2 separate regions of the Homo sapiens genome follow, and region 2 is linked to region 1. A link is an interaction called in ENCODE POLR2A ChIA-PET data of the cell type or tissue named here. Cell type or tissue: PC-3. All regions are shown on one strand.

Region 1 (8,000 bases):
AATGTGGCTGTATAATTTGCGTCTATCTCAAATTTAGCTGAGTTAGTGAAAATAATCCTTAGGGAATGAGATGAAGCCTCTTTTCATTTGGACATCACTCTATTTTATGAGAACTCTCACACAATGCAAATGTGAAATCTGAATCTGATTTGAACGTGTAGGGAAATACACCATGAAATTGTCATATCCCAAAGGCCTATTCCTGTGCCACATGTGAGTTTAGAAGGATCTCTCACAGGAGAAAGCAGGTCATCTTGTACTTCAGTTTTTCAGATGATCATTTTATCATGACTCAGGCTGAATATTTTTGTGTACCTTTAGGAGGAGCCTCTTCAGCAGTTGCAGAAGGAAGGTTCTCCTTTTGTAAAAGTAGATACTTCTGGAAAAAACAAAAACAAAAACAAATTTTCTTACCAATTTTCATAAGTTTTAATTCCATCAAGTTTTCTTAAGACATTAGATTGCTATCTTTTATTTATTTTATGTCCCCTTGATTGGTCTAAGGATATAGAAGTTCTTGCAGACCTCAATTTTATTTTTTTCTTTCTTTTCTTTTCTTTTCCTTTCTTTTGTTCTTTCTTTCTTTCATTCTTTCTGTCTCTCTCTCTCTCTTTCTCCCTCTCTTTCTTTCTTTCTTTTTTTGAAGACACAGTCTTGCTCTGTTGCCCAGGCTGGAGTGCAGTGGCATGATCTTGACTCACTGCAGCCTCTGGCTCCCTGGTTCAAGCGATTCTCATACCTCAGCTTCCCAAGTAGCTGGGATTACAGGTGCTCACTACCATGGCTGGCTAATTTTTTGCACTTTTAATAGATACAGGCTTTTGCCATGTTGCCCAGGCTGATCTCAAACTCCTAAGGTCAGGCAATCTGCCCATCTTGGCCTCCCAAAGTCCCGAAGTGCTGGAATTATAGGCGTGAGCCACCACACCTGGCCCCCAGACCTCAATTTTATAATCCAGATCTCTACATCTTTAATTTTAGGGGAAAGATCATATTCCTCTTTTATATCGCCAATTATAGCATCAAATCTTCCCCTGCTTTAAGGAACATTTCCGAATATCTGCTAAGATCTCTTCCCCTCCATGTGTTGGTCCACACAGCCTTCCCAAAGATGTCTTCCTGCAAACAGCAAGTTTTCTCTGATCTAACATTGGTTCTCTCCCAATAGTATATTCCCAAATCTTTCAGGTTTTATTTCAAAAGGAGTAATTATTATTATTATTATTATTATTATTTGTGAAATGTGGTCTCACTCTTGTTGCCTAGCCTGGAGTCTGATGGTGCTATCTCGGCTTACTGCAACCTCTGCCTCCTGGGTTCAAGCTATTCTCCTGCCTCAGTCTCCAGAATAGCTGGGATTACAGGCGACTGCCACCACTCCCAGCTAATTTTTGTATTTTTAGTAGAGACAGGGTTTTACCATGTTGGGCAGGTTGGTCTCGAACTCCTGACCTCAGGTGATTCACCTGCCTTGGCATCCCAGAGTGCTGAGATTACAGGCATGAACCACTGCACCCAGCCAAGAGGAGTAATTTTTGAATGACTAAAAATTAAATGAAGGCTGGGCTCAGTGGCTCATGCCTCTAATCCTAGCATTTTGGGAGGTTGAGATGGGAGAATTGCTTGAGCCCAACAGTTCGAGACCAGCGTGAGCAACATAGGCAGACCCTATCTTTAAAAAAAAAAATTAAAAAATTAGCTGGGCGTAGTGGTGTGTGCCTATAATCTCAGCTACTTGGTAGGCTGAGGTGGGAGGATCACTTGAGCCCAGGAGATGGAGGCTGGCTGTAGTGAGCCAAGATTGTGCCACTGCACTCTAGCCTGGGTGACAGAGCAAGACCCTGTCTCAAAAAAACCACCACCATAACCACAAAAGAAATACATTTTGTAAGGCTATAGCTACCATAGATAGTGATTCCTCTGATGGGTCTGGGCAAAGTAAATTGAAAACCTTCTGGGAAGGATTCACTATTCTAAATGCCATTAAGAACATTCGTTGGCTGGGTGTGGTGGTGGCTCATATCTGTAATCCCAGCATGTTGGGAGGCCGAGGCAGGAGGATCGCTTGAGTCCAGGCATTCTAGACCAGCCTGGGCAACATAATGAAACCCTGTCTCTAAAAAAATAAAAACAAAAAAAAAACCATTCATGAGTCATGGGAGGGGGTCAAACTATCAACATGAAAAGGAGTTTGGAAGAAGTTGATTTCAACCCTCATTGATGACTTAGGATCAAGGCTTCAGGGGAGGAAGTAACTGCTGATGTGGTAGAAATAGCAAGATAACCAGAATGAGAATTAGAGCCTGAAGATGTAACTGAATTGCTGCAATCTCATGAGAAAACATGAATGGATGAGGAATTGCTTCTTGTGGATGAGCAAAGTGGTTTCTTGAGATGTAATCTCCTGAAGATGCTATGAACATTGTTGAAATGATAACAAAGGATTTAGAATATTCCATAAATTTAGTTGATAAAGGAGTGGTAGGGTCTGAGAGGATTGAATACAATTTTTTTTTTTTTTTTTGGCAGGATCTCGCTCTGTGGCCCAGGCTGGAGTGCAGTGATGTGATCGTAGCTCACTGAAGCATCAAACTTCTGGGCTCAAGTGATCCTCCTGCCTCAGCCTCCCCAAGTGCTGGGATTATAGGTGTGAGCCGCACTGCCCAGTCCAGACTCCAACTTTGAAAGAAGTCCTACTGTGGGTAAAATGGTATCCAACAGCATCACATGCTGCAGAGAAATCTTTTGTGAAAGGAAGAGTTGATCAATGTGCAAACTTAACTGCTGTCTTATTTTAAGAAATTGCCATGGCTAATGCTGTAAACAGATGTGCGATCATCCAGGCTTTGTTGTTGTTATTTCTAGAGCATGAACAGAGTAGACTTAGCATAATTCTTAAGGGCCCTAGGATTTTCAGAATGATCAATGAACACTGGCTTGAACTTAAAGTCACCAGCTGCATTAGCCCCTAACTAGAGGGTCTGCTTATTTTTTGAAGCTTTGAAGCCAGGGATTCACTTCTCTCTAGCTATGAAAGTATTAGATGGCATCATCTTCCTATGTAAGGCTGTTTCATCTACATTGGAAATCTCTTGTTTAGAGTGGCCACCTTCCTCAGTAATCTTAGCTAGATTTTCTTTTTTTTCTTTTTTTTTTTTTCTGAGATGGTGTCTCACTCTGTCACCCAGGCTGGAGTGCAGTGGCACAATCTTGGCTCACTGCAATCTCCTCCTTCTGGGTTCAAGCGATTCTCGTGCTTCAGCCTCCCAAGTATCTGGGACTCCATGTGCACACCACCATGCCTTTTTGTAGTTTGAGTAGAGACAGGGTTCCACCGTGTTGGCCAGGCTGGTCTCGAACTCCTGACCTCAGGTGATCCACCCACCTTGGCCTCCCATAGTGCTGGGATTACAGGCACAAGCCACCATGCCCGGCCTTAGCCAGACTTTCTGGACAACTTGCTGTGGCTTCTAAATCAGCATTTGCTGCTTCACTTTGCATTTTTATGTTGTGGAAATATCTTATTCCTTAAACCTCATGAATCAACCATTGCTAGTTTCTTTTTTTCTTTTTTTTCTGCAGCATCTTCACCTTCCTCAGTCTTTACAGAAATGAAGAGAGTTAAGGTCTTGCTTTGATTAAGTTTTGGATTAAGAGAATGTTGTGGCTGGTTTGATCTTCTACCCAGTCCACTCAAACTTTCTCCATATCAGCAATAAGGCTGTTTAGCCTTCTTATCATTTGTGTGTTCACTGGAGTAGCATTTTCATTTAAAGTGAGAGATAGGCAACGCTTCCTTTCACTTGAACACTTAGAAGCCATTGTAGGGTTAATTGGCCTAATTTCAATATTGTTGTGTCTTAGAGAATAGGAAGGCCCGAGGAGAAGGAGAGAGACAGGGAACACACACATTTGGCTGGCCGTGGTGGCTCATGCCTGTAATCCCAGCGCTTTGGGAGGCCAAGGTGGGTGGATCACTTGAGGCCAGGAGTTCAAGACAAGTCTGGCCAACATGGTGAAACCCTGTCTCTACTAAAAATACAAAAATTAGCCAGACGTGGTGGCTCACACCCGTAATCCCAACTACTTCGGAGGCTGAGGCAAGAGAATAGCTTGAACCCGGGAGACAAAGATTGCAGTGAGCTGAGATCCCGCCACTGTACTCCAGCCTGGGCAACAGAGCGAGACTCTGTCTCAAATAACAATAATAATAAAGTTTGAGATATTGCAAGAATTACCAAAATGTGACACAGAGACACAATGTTAGCAAAAATGGTGCCAATAAACTTGCAGTGTTGCCACCAACTTTCAATTTGTATTTTAAAATGTGACACACGTGCAGAGCAATAAAACTAGACATGCCAGACCAGGCCGGTGGCTCACACCTGTAATCCCAGCACGTTCAGAGGACGAAGTGGATGGATCACCTGAAGTCAGGAGTTCGAGACCAGTCTGGCCAACATGGTGCAACCTGGTCTCTACTAAAAATACAAAATTTAGCCGGGCATGGTGGTGTGTGCCTGTAGTTCAAGCTACTCGGGAGGTTGAGGCAGGAGAATCGCTTGAACCTAGGAGTCAGAGGTTGCAGTGAGCCAAGATGGTGCTGCTGCACTTCAGCCTGGGTGACAAGACAAGAGTGAGACTCTGTCTCAAAAAAAAAAAAAAAAAAGAAAGAAAGAAAAGAAAAGAAAACCACATGGCTACTATTTGTAGTCTCAGGATGGGGGTGGGGGAGAGGGGAGGCACTCTCAGACAGTACTGGTTGATTCAGAGAGGACTTCAGAAATCACTGGCTTGATTCCTTCAGACATCAAGAGCAAAAATGAAGCTGAGGCTGGGCGCGGTGGCTCACGCCTGTAATCCCAGCACTTTGGGAGGCCAAGGCAGGCGGATCATGAGGTCAGGAGATCGAGACCATCCTGGCTAACACGGTGAAACCCCGTCTCTACTAAAAATACAAAAAAATTAGCCGGGTGTGGTGGCATGTGCCTGTAGTCCCAGCTACTTGGGAGGCTGAGGCAGGAGAATGGCATGAACCCAGGAGGCGAAACTTGCAGTGAGCCGAGATCGCGCCACTGCACTCCAGCCTGGGTGACAGAGTGAGACTCTGTCTCAAAACAAAACAAAACAAACAAACAAAAAAAACAAAAATGAAGCTGAGAAAAGTGCTGTGGTCTGAACAACAAACCAAACAACAAACAACAAACAAAAGCTAGACATGCCTTCACCTCCAAATACACAAGTATAACCTCAATAGTGAATATTTTACAACATAATTCACAAGTTTTAAGTTGACTGAAGTAATTTAGTAAAATTCTAAAAGAAGACTGGTGGTATTGATGATGATGGATAATGATGGTGCTAATACTGCTCATTTACTTTTATTTTTATTTTATTTTATTTTATTTTATTTTATTTTAGTTTAGTTTAGTTTAGTTTACTGTTTTGAGACAGAGTCTCACTCTGTCTTCCAGGCTGGAGTGCAGTAGCGCAATCTTGGCTCACTGCAACCTCCGTGTGAGCCACTGCATCTGGCCTGCTCATTAATTTTTCAAGACTCCTGGCAAAATAAATCTATGTGGTTACATTGAATAGATATTGTACTTTGCAAACATGTAATATAAAAGGTTGACATCATCAGTATCCTTCATAAAAGCTGGTGATGGTAAAAGTTACAGACATGATCCCATTCTATATAGGTTAACAAATCTATACCAGTTAAGACAAATTGACCAGTCTGTGTATGTTATTTGTTTTTATTTAATTAGTTTTTCCTTTTATAGTCTTTCGGGTGGGGACACTGTCTGCCAGCATATATAGAATATGACTGGGGAAATATCCTTGACTCTTCCTTTTCTCTCAGTAAAAGAAAACACTGTTTCTATGCTCTCGACATTTCTGAGAAATGTGTGGGTTTTTTTTTTTCCTCCACAGTAACAACTAATTCTCCAACTCTGCAGACACCAACTGGATGTTGCACAGTTTATTTCAATTCAATTCTGATGCTATTTACCTGGAGTTAGCATTGTACCCCACAAGTTAAGGGCCTAGTCCCACAAGACTGTCCCCACTTCAGATGCCAATCTCAAGTCCAGGGCCTCCAGGACTTCTGATTGATGGCTACAAATTGGGGGTTCCCATGACGACCTCTGCATGCTTGATAATTTGCTGTAACAGCTGTCAGAACTCAGAGAAACACTTTACTTGCTATGACGGGTTTATTATAAAGGATGTCATAAAGGAGACATATGCACAGCCCAATGGAGAGGTGCGCAGAGTGAGGTTTGGAAGTGTTCCGGGTGCAGGAGCTTCTGTCCCTGTGGAGGGAGGTACCACCCTCTTGGCACATGGATGCATTCACCAGCCCAGAAGCTCTCCAAATCCTGTTTTTTAGGGTTTTTTTAATGGAGGTTCCATTGCACTGACATAATTGATTAAATCATTAGCCATTGGGGATTGATCTCAATCTCCAGATGCCCTCTCCTCCCTGGAGATTAGGGAGTGGGGCTGAAAGCTCCAACCCTCTAACCATATGGTGGCTCTAGCAGCTAGACTCATCCTGAAGCTCTGGGTACCCCAGTCACCTCATGAGCATAGAAAAGGAAGCTCATCACTCTGGAGATTCCATATGGGTCTTAGAAGTTCTTGTGTCAGGAAACACGGACCAAGACCAAATATTATAACGAAAGCTGCTCCTGTCACCCCATCCTTCAGGAAGCTACAAGGGTCTTGGGGGCTCTGTGTCAGGAACTGGGGATAGACACCAAATACATATTTCTTATTATGTCACATTCACCCTTTTAACCCAGTACATCTCAAAACTTTCTGATTATAACTCCAAAATATTTTTCATCTATGTCCCCCAACACATTGGTCCTATAATCCCGGGTGATCAGGCTTTCACTAACTCTTTCCTGGAATACTCAACAACTTCTGAGCTGGTGTTCATCCTTCCACTTTCATCTTCATTGGGTCAGCCTTCCACAGGGCCACCAAAGTAACTGGTATACTTAACATCGCAATCTGACCCATTATGCCACTGCTGAAAGGCTTTCTCTTGTTCCACGTCACTCGTAAGATAAAGTCCTGGCTCTTTCATACAGCGCACGGGGCTGGAGTGAGATAAAGCCCAGCTCTTTCACACAGCACACAGGGCTGGGGTGACATAAAGCCCAGCTCTTTCACACAGCACACAGGGCTGGGGTGACATAAAGCCCAGCTCTTTCACACAGCACACAGGGCTGGGGTGCAGTCACTGCTATTTCATCTCATTTCTCATCACACTTACAGAAGTAGATGTTTCTGGGCTGGGAGCAGTCCTGCAATCCTAGCACTTTGGGAGGCCAAGGCGGGCAGATCACTTGAGATCAGCAGTTTGAGACCAGCCTGGTTAACATAGTGAAACCCCATCTCTACTAAAAATACAAAAATTAGCCGGGTGTGGTGGCAGGCGCCTGTCATCCCAGCTACTTGGGAGGCTGAGGCAGGAGAATCACTTGAACCCGGGAGGTGGAGGTTGCAGTGAGCCGGGATTGAGCCACTGCACTCCAGCCTGGGCAACAGAATGAGACTCCATCACACACATACACACACACACAGAGGAATTAATTTTGCTCTACAAGCAACTTCCTTTCTACTTTCTATTCGGGTTTACTAAGAATCATCATGAATGGATGTTGAATTTTACAAATGAATTTTCTGCATCTATGCAGATGACCCTATGCTTTTTGCTCTTTAATTTGTTAATGTGGTGAATCACATTAATCAAAATAAATTTGTCTCACTCTGTCACTCTCAGACTCAAGTGATCCTCCTGCCTCAGAGACTACAGGCATGTGTCAGCACATCCAGCTTACTTTATTTCATTTTATTTATTTATTTTTAGACTGGGGCTCCCTATGTTGCCCAGGCTGGTCTTGAACTCTGGGGCTCAAGTGATCTTCCCACCTTGGCCTCAAATCAGTTTTCTAATGTTAAGTGAACTTTCAGGTAAACTCAAC
Region 2 (8,000 bases), 120 kb after region 1:
TATTATTGACAAATTGCCCTAAAAAAGATAATTGATCTCTCTCGTGAATACTAGGTTATCTACTTATTATTTTCTGTTGTCCGTTTGGATATACTCAAAAAGTGCTACATCATCATTGCCTTAATTTCCCTTAGCACCAGGGAATTTTACTGTTTTCTCACATGTTTACATCCTTTTCTCAGAATTTCCTATTAATTTATCCATTTTGCTCTTGGGGTTTTTTTTTTTTTTTTCCCATAAGCCCTTTGTAATAGTAACTTTAAATGCAGTACACATTGAAAATATATTTTCTGTATTTTGTCTGCTGTTTAACTTTTTAAAATGGCATATACCATACTTTGTACAGAAATGTTAAACTTCCTGGCTTTTGGGTATTAACATCTAGTGTCTTGCTTAAGAAGGCCTCACCTTAAATTGCAAACATATTCTCTTTTTATATCTAATAGTTTAAAATTAATGAAAGAAAGCATTTTGAATCTAATCTTGAATTCATATGGGATTGATTTTGTATTTGGTAAGGTAGGGACCTAATTTCTTCCCCACACTCCTCCAATAGGAAAGCCAGTTGTTTCAACACAGCATGTGAAGTTTTTTGTTTTCTCTTTTATTTTAAAAATGCCCCATATGGGCCGAGGTGGGCGGATCACAAGGTCAGGAGATCGAGACCATACTGGCTAACACAGTGAAACCCCGTCTCTACTAAAAATACAAAAAAATATTAGCCGGGCATGGTGGCGGGCGCCTGTAATCCCAGCTACTATGGAGGCTGAAGCAGGAGAATGGCGTGAACCCAGGAGGCGGAGCTTGCAGTGAGCTGAGATCGCGCCACTGCACTCCAGCCTGGGCGACAGAGCGAGACTCTGTCTCAAAAAAAAAAAAAAAAAAAAAAAAAAAAAAAGGGCCCCATATATTTGTTATATGTGTAATCTTCAATGATGGGAATTTGGCAGATTTTCCAAGTGCAGAAGTGTATCACTCACATGCCTTTTTGTAGTGCTTTGTTGATATAATGAATTTACTTTTTAGTAGTTGAGTAACTGATAAGGCATTATAGTAAAAGTTTTTTAAAGGATTTTTTTGAACCTGAGAAATAAGTTTTAACATTCTAAATAATAAATTAGGAGATTAGGAAACATTAAAACCATATGGTTACTTTTTACACTTTTTTTTCTGAATAAGTGATTGTTATGTTTGGGGTTAATTTTGTCAATGGGAAATAAGTATAAAACAGCTTTGTTCTTTCTATGACTGCTTATGGTAAAAAAAAAAAAACAGCTTTGATTTTACTTTCGCAGAAGCATAATTTACTCTCTTCTTTTGTGAATTGGTGTTAGCTTTATATTAGGAGTTTTGAGAAAGATGGTTTATATTAATTTTGAGTCTGCTTTCCAGAACAAATACCTGATAAAAACTCTAACCATGGCAGGGTGCGGTGGCTCACGCCCATAATCCCAGCACTTTGGGAGGCCAACACCAGCGGATCACCTGAGGTCAGGAGTTCGAGACCAGCCTGGCCAACATGGGGAAACCCCACAGATCTCAAACCCCGTCTCTACTAAAAATATAAAAATTAGCTGGGTTTGGTGGCACACGCCTGTAATCTCAGCTGCTTGGGAGGCTGAGGCAGGAGAATTGCTTGAGCCCGGGAGGAGGAGTTCGTGGTGAGCCGAGATGGTGCCACTGCACTCCAGCCTGGGTGACAGAGTGAGACTCAATCTCAAAAGAAACAAAACAAAACTCTAATCATGTTTGTCACTAGTTGTTTTTTTAAGCTGAATAATTTTTCTTTTTAATCACAACGTAGAATTATGTTTGTATTGGAATCTTGGACAGCTGTTAGTGAATAAAATTTTTATTTAAATTTTGTCTTAAAGCATTTTTGGAAGAGTGATTGTAAGGGACTTTCAACACATTCTAATAGTCACTGTCAATGATACTGGGAAAATTCTACTTCCATTTGTAATCAGGAAATGACTAGTTAATCTTCACTTGGTTAGTCATGCTTTTGTGGATGGTGATTAACGGTGTTAACTTTGAACTTTGGTATAAAGTGTAAGTAGAGGCAGGCAAATATTTCATTGTAGTAGTGAGACTTTTATGTTTTCCATTGATAGAGGTGAGCTTCTTGTTTCCTTGTCCCAGACCCCTTTATTTTGATATCACCTTGTTTCCTGTAGAGGGCAGAAGAGAGAGGGAGTTCAAAGAGAGGGTGGGAGGTGGGGAAGAGACACTAGACTGGAGTCTTCATAGAGGAGCTCCTCCGTGGGTCCCTCGTCTGCCTGGTGCCCGATGGCTGTCCCTCATGTTGCTATTTGTAGTGGCCTTCCAGTATGTTCCTCACACTGGGTGTGAGTATTGCTGAGGGAGGTATGGGTTTGTGAGGGGTGGTTTTCCATTTATTTGAAGGCTCAACTTTCGTATTGCAAAGGCAAATATTATGGCGTAACGTAAATTCTATATGAATTTTAACTCATTTACCTATTTATCACCGATTAATCAATTACTAATTATTTATTATTGATTGATTGATTGTCTTGCTCTGTCCTCCAGGCTGGAGTGCAGTGGTATGATCATAGCTCACTGTAGCCCCAAACTCCTGGGTTCAAGCAACCCTCCCGCCTCAGCCTCCCAAACAGCTGGAACTACAGGCACATGCCACTATGCCCGGCTAATTAAAAGAAAATTTTTTCGTAGAAATGGAGCCTTGCTGTGTTGCCCAGGCTGATCTCAAACTCCTGGTCTCAAGCTGTCCTCCCACCTTGGCCTCCCAAAGTGCCATTATAAGTGTCAGTCATTGCACCTGGCCTGTATGTATTTTAAAAATAAAATCAAGATATCTCACAAAATACTTCAAAGACAATTTGTATGGGTGGGGGTGGACAAAGGGATTAGTGCAGTTTACTTCAGGCCTCCTACCCTAGAGTGTCTCCATTTTACTACTTTTGCATGTACTTGAGAAGACCTGCATTGTGAGGCTTAGCTGTACTTTTGTTAATGTGACTGTTTTGTAGTTTAATGTTTTCAGAAGATTGCGTTTCTTTTTTTTTCTTACCTTTCAATAAGCGTTCTCAGGTTGAAAGAGTGCATATCTCAATGATGGTATGTAATGTTTTCATCGAATAGCCCTTTGGCAGCCGGCCTTTTAAAGTTAGAGACAGGGAAAACACCCTGCTGTCATATATTTTTCAAGAAAAGATTAATAGCTGTGATTCATTCTGCAAATAGCTATTCTTTTTGAGAGTTAGTCTTGCAAAATTTCTTCCCTTCCTTTTATTGTTGTCCTATCAATTCTGAGAAACTGAGAAAAATGAGCCTTGGGATTATTTCTCATTATACTTGTCTCACTGAATTTAGTGGGCTTATTTCTTCACTCCTCTCTTGTAAATATTTGCAGACTCATTACAGCATTTGCCTTTCCTGTGATTTAAATTAAAAATAAAGATTTTGGTAAGCTGTATGTGGCATGATGAAAAAACTAGGAGACTGTGGAAGAAGGAATTAGGAGATGGGAATGTTGGATATTGCTATTCAACTACTATTTGATTGTGAAAAAAATTACTTCTTGATTTTTGAACTTCAACTTTTCTCAATTGTTGGTGACCTCTAGAGTCTTTGCAATCCCTTTAAGTTCTGTGATTTTAATGGCAAATAAGTACTTTTATTTTACGACCTCAAAAGTGTGGTCATTTTATGAGAAACTTTATAGGACATGTAGCTATAGGTTTTTGTGTTGCTTTCAGACAAACTTGGAATGATAGTTCAGGTAATGTGCTAATCACTACAAATTTGTCTAGTCAGCGCTAGAGCAGCAAGTGTAACTTTTATAGCTGTCCATGTCAGTGGATTGTGTAAAGACTAATAAGACTTGAAAAGACTAAGAGGTAGTGAACAGCTCTCCAAATGAGTTGATTGAAGTCTGTAGGCAACTGAGGGTCTCATATCAGAATACATTTTCTTTGCATACATTTTATGCCATGCAAGTTGAAACTCAGGCCTGCTCTGTAGAAGAATTCCTAAAAGAAGATGTCTTAATTTTATATTTTGACTTTTTTTCTGATTTGGAAGATCATTATAAAGGTGAGAGAAAACAGCGTAAAAAAATTGCTCATAGCGTATTCAACAGATGATTATAATGATGACTTAATCAAGTATGCACAAATATCTTTATCATATGGAAACCCTGCCCGTAGAAGTTTGTAGCTGTGAAATTCTTAAGTTTGGGGCACAATGTTGTGTACTTACACTAATAGAGCTATATAACCGGGTCAAATTGTGGGTTGGTTTAAGAATTTCACAAGAGAAATGAATAGTTGTGGTTCTTTCCTTGTGTGTATGCGCTCATTAAGGCTGCTGGAATCCTCACAGCGTCTACTCGCTTTGCAGGACCTAATGGAGTACGTTTTTCAAATTTAAATTTTTATTAATTTCAATTTTATTTTATTTTGGAGACAGAGTCACCTTGGCTGAGTGCAGTGTTGCAGTCATAGCTCACTGCAGCCTTGTACTCCTGTGCCCAAGTGAGCCTCCCACCTCAGCCTATCCAGTACAGGTAGGACTACAGGCATGCATCATCACACATGGCTAATTTTTAAATTTTTTTGTAGAGACGATGGCTTGCCGTATTGGCCAGGCTGGTGTACAACTCCTGGGCTCAAGCCATCCTCCTTCCTGGGCCTCCCAAAGTGTAGGGATTACAGGCGTGAGCTCCTAGCCATGGAGTATATTTTGAAGACTGCCTTTGGCTTCATCTTGTTTTTTTAAAAATTGATTTCCCCTGATTTCTATATTATTGTTAAAAAGTAGTCCTGCATTATGTAAATTTATAGCTGTACAGTGCAGTTTAAAGTTGGTGAAAACTTTTCAATCTGCAAACTCATTAATTTCCAGGTCTGGTTAATTTATCCTTTAGGAAAAAAAAAATTGGATTTTGGAGAGAGAGAGGTGAGATTTGTAGATGCGTTGCTTTTGTATACCATCCACTTCTCTTTATATATTGTTGGATTTAATTTGGTGATATATTGTTGCTGATTTTTGTACCTTAGTTCATGAGGGAGAAGATGTATACATATTTGTCTGATTTTGGTATCAGGTTTATTTTGGCCTTTATAAAATATTTTAGGTGAGGATATAGCCCTGAGACATTATTTTATTTTATTGAGCATTTTAAGAAACACACTAAAATTCTTAATGAATTGCTCTTTAGGTCTGGTTCAGGCTATAAAACCTATTAAAATTCTCCAAAGCACATTGTTGAAAGCCCCTGATTTCTAGGGGAGGGAGGTGATGTTGGATGTGTTTTTATCGGAAGGAAGGATCTTTCCTTCTCTTTCCAATCCGTTTAAATTTAATCTCTCCCTGGGGATGCATCACAGATGCGTACACAACAGCCAGGAGTGAAGTACAAGGAACTCCTTGGACCATGGTCAGATTACTTTTCCGGCTCCTCCAGGAGACTGCTCGCTGCATAATGAAGTTAATTTGTGTGTGTAATTTCCTTAGTGGATTTTTAATTAAGTGGAAACTTTTGGGGCACTTGTCAGGTTCATTTACTGTAGGAGACCCTTCTATATTAAATCAAGTTCTACTATTTATAGATGTTTAGCTTCCATTTTACATGTAGAATCCTTCAAATTCTCACAACAATCCTTTTTTATAGCATCATATCTTATCTTATCTTTTTTTTTTTTTTTGAGATGGAGTCTTGCCCTGTTGCCCAGGCTGGAGTGCAGTGGTGTGATGTTGGCTCACTGCAACCTCCGCCTGCTGGGTTCAAGTGGTTCTCTTGCCTTAGCCTCCCGAGTAGCTGGGATTACAGGCACCCACCACCACGCCTGGCTAATTTTTGTATTTTTAGTAGAGACGGGGTTTCACTGTGTTGGCCAGGCTGGTTTTGAACTCCTGACCTCAAGTGATCCGCCCACCTCAACCTCCCAAAGTGCTAGGATTATAGGCATGAGCCTCCACGCCTGGCCAATAGCATCATATCTTTAAAAGCGTAGGCTGCATTCAGCATTTTAAGGATTTATATTCATAGTCACGCGCCGCTTAAGGAGGATTCATTCTGTGAAATGAGTTGTTAGGCAGTTTCATTGTGCGAGCATCATAGGGTGAACTTACACAAACCTAGGTTGCAGAGCCTACTGCACACCTCGGCTGTGTGGTCTAACCTGTTGCTCCTGGACTGCAAACCTGTACAGCCTGTTACTGTCCTGAATACTGCAGGCAGTTAGAACAGAGTGGTACATAGTTGTGTTTCTAAACATATCGGAACCTAGAAAAGGTACAGTAGAAATACGGTATTACAATCTTATGGGACCACTGTCTGTGTGCGGTCTGTTGTTGACTGAAATGTTATGCAGTACATGGCTGCATGAGATTAACTTGATAATTTTGCCTGATATGAAACCTAGAATATTACATTAAATATGAGAAACCATTTAAAAAACTAATGTACCTCCTGAAAATTTGGACTTTTTGACTGCTACATCTAGGTAATGAGAAACAAAAGGCAAGTACAGAAATGGTTGTATTCTGCTGGGCAATAAAAGCCTTTTACTGCTGCTTGGGATGACTTCATCCAAATTGGGAGCACTTAGAAATAGACAACAATGTGACATATTTACTGGAAACTGATTAGCAGCATTAGGACAAACACAAGTGTGTCAGTTTAAAGTGGAGAGTACTTTGAGGTGCATATTTTCCATTTTTATTATTCATCTGTTAGGGCACATTTCAGGGTTGAAGAGAGGTTTGGTGTTTTTTTTCCTGAAGTGCCCCTGCGTCATTGCAGTTCTGTGAAAGTATTCAAGATGTGGGACTAGCTGGCTGCTAATGTGACTATTTTTCTAAATTACAAAAACGTTCAGAAATGACATTTAGCGTCAGAATCCTTTAGATACTTTATTTGCTATTTAATGTACAGGCTTCCTGAAGAATATTTGTATGTATTTGAAGCAGTATATAATTTTGTCAAATATTCAAGAGCCTAAATTTGAGTGTTTTCTAAAAACAGTATTTTATTACATATGGTAAATTTGGTAAATTCTTAACTAGATAGAAAATAGAGAATAAAGGGCTTTTACTCTGTGTTTTTCTTGCCTACAGATTCATCATACATACTGTGAAGCCTCGAAATGCCTAGAGTCTAATAAATTAGACTTAATATACCTACTTGTTGATCCAGAATGCATTGCAAGGATCTTGTATTGTCTCCGGGTTGACATGTTGAATGTTGCTTGTCAGATATCGGGTGCTGAAAAGGCCTGTGCCCAGTATGTGGTAATGGTTGAGTCTGGAGGGGTTGGATGGAAGTGGTGTGTGTGTGTGTGTGTGTGTGTGTGTGGCGGAGGGAGGGGGTTGCATACTTGTGTTTCACCTGCGTGCGTGCGTGTGTGTGTGTGTGTGTGGTGGAGGGAGGGGGTTGCATACTTGTGTTTCACCTGCAGTAGGGAAACCTTTTCATTCTCCAGCAGGCCGGGGTTTCGTAACAGGGCTGGAGGAATGTTATTCTGGCAACAGTGTGTGTGATTGGGAATGGAGAGATGAGAGACCGGGAGCAGAAAGAAAACCTTAAAGGCTTCAAAGTGCCTATAAATCATTATGTATATAAACTTGGACTGTTTTTTTTGTTGTTGTCGTTCAAAAAAAAAATAAACATAGCAATCTCTCATTGCTGTGCTCAGACTTGCTTCAGTTAAATAAATTTTGACTACAGAGTACAAGGTGGTAGTTCTTTGTGCTTGCAGGTGTCAGCAGTCTGGAAGGACTGATGTACTTTGGGTCCTATGAGGCTTGCCCTGCCTGCAGGGAGAAGGCTAGAACACATTGTTTTAATGATGTCTGTCATGGCCAGCCTGAGAAATTGAGAAGATGCTGCATAAAACGTGGGAACGTGCAGTGCTTCCTGAGACCTGGGGAGCCTGGGCCAGAGCAAGCTTGTATGCCGCCAGTGGCAGCTGTTCCTTAGATAGGGTTCATGCTCTCAGGCTTGCAGGCACCCA

What was found. Peaks named below come from ENCODE experiments on the same cell type or tissue, not always from the same donor. Only the 100,000 strongest peaks of a DNase experiment are listed, where the experiment ranks them.
Region 2: POLR2A ChIA-PET joins it to region 1 with 11 read pairs; 2 of 35 experiments call an interaction of 5 or more read pairs at or near these places.

Annotation. Positions count from the first base shown.
Region 1 is chr10:34,842,818-34,850,817 of GRCh38, reverse strand. No RefSeq gene overlaps it. Among named protein-coding and RNA genes, the nearest start is that of PARD3-DT, 31 kb to the right of the region's middle. In PC-3, no CTCF peak of the experiment used is centred here; no DNase peak of the experiment used is centred here.
Region 2 is chr10:34,727,221-34,735,220 of GRCh38, reverse strand. The region is part of intron 1 of PARD3 (par-3 family cell polarity regulator); the gene reads left to right. Among named protein-coding and RNA genes, the nearest start is that of PARD3, 84 kb to the left of the region's middle. In PC-3, CTCF peaks have their summits at 2,175 (motif pointing right) and 3,588; DNase peaks (open chromatin) are centred at 1,990, 3,140 and 6,160; H3K4me3 peaks cover 1,505 bases; H3K27ac peaks cover 3,098 bases.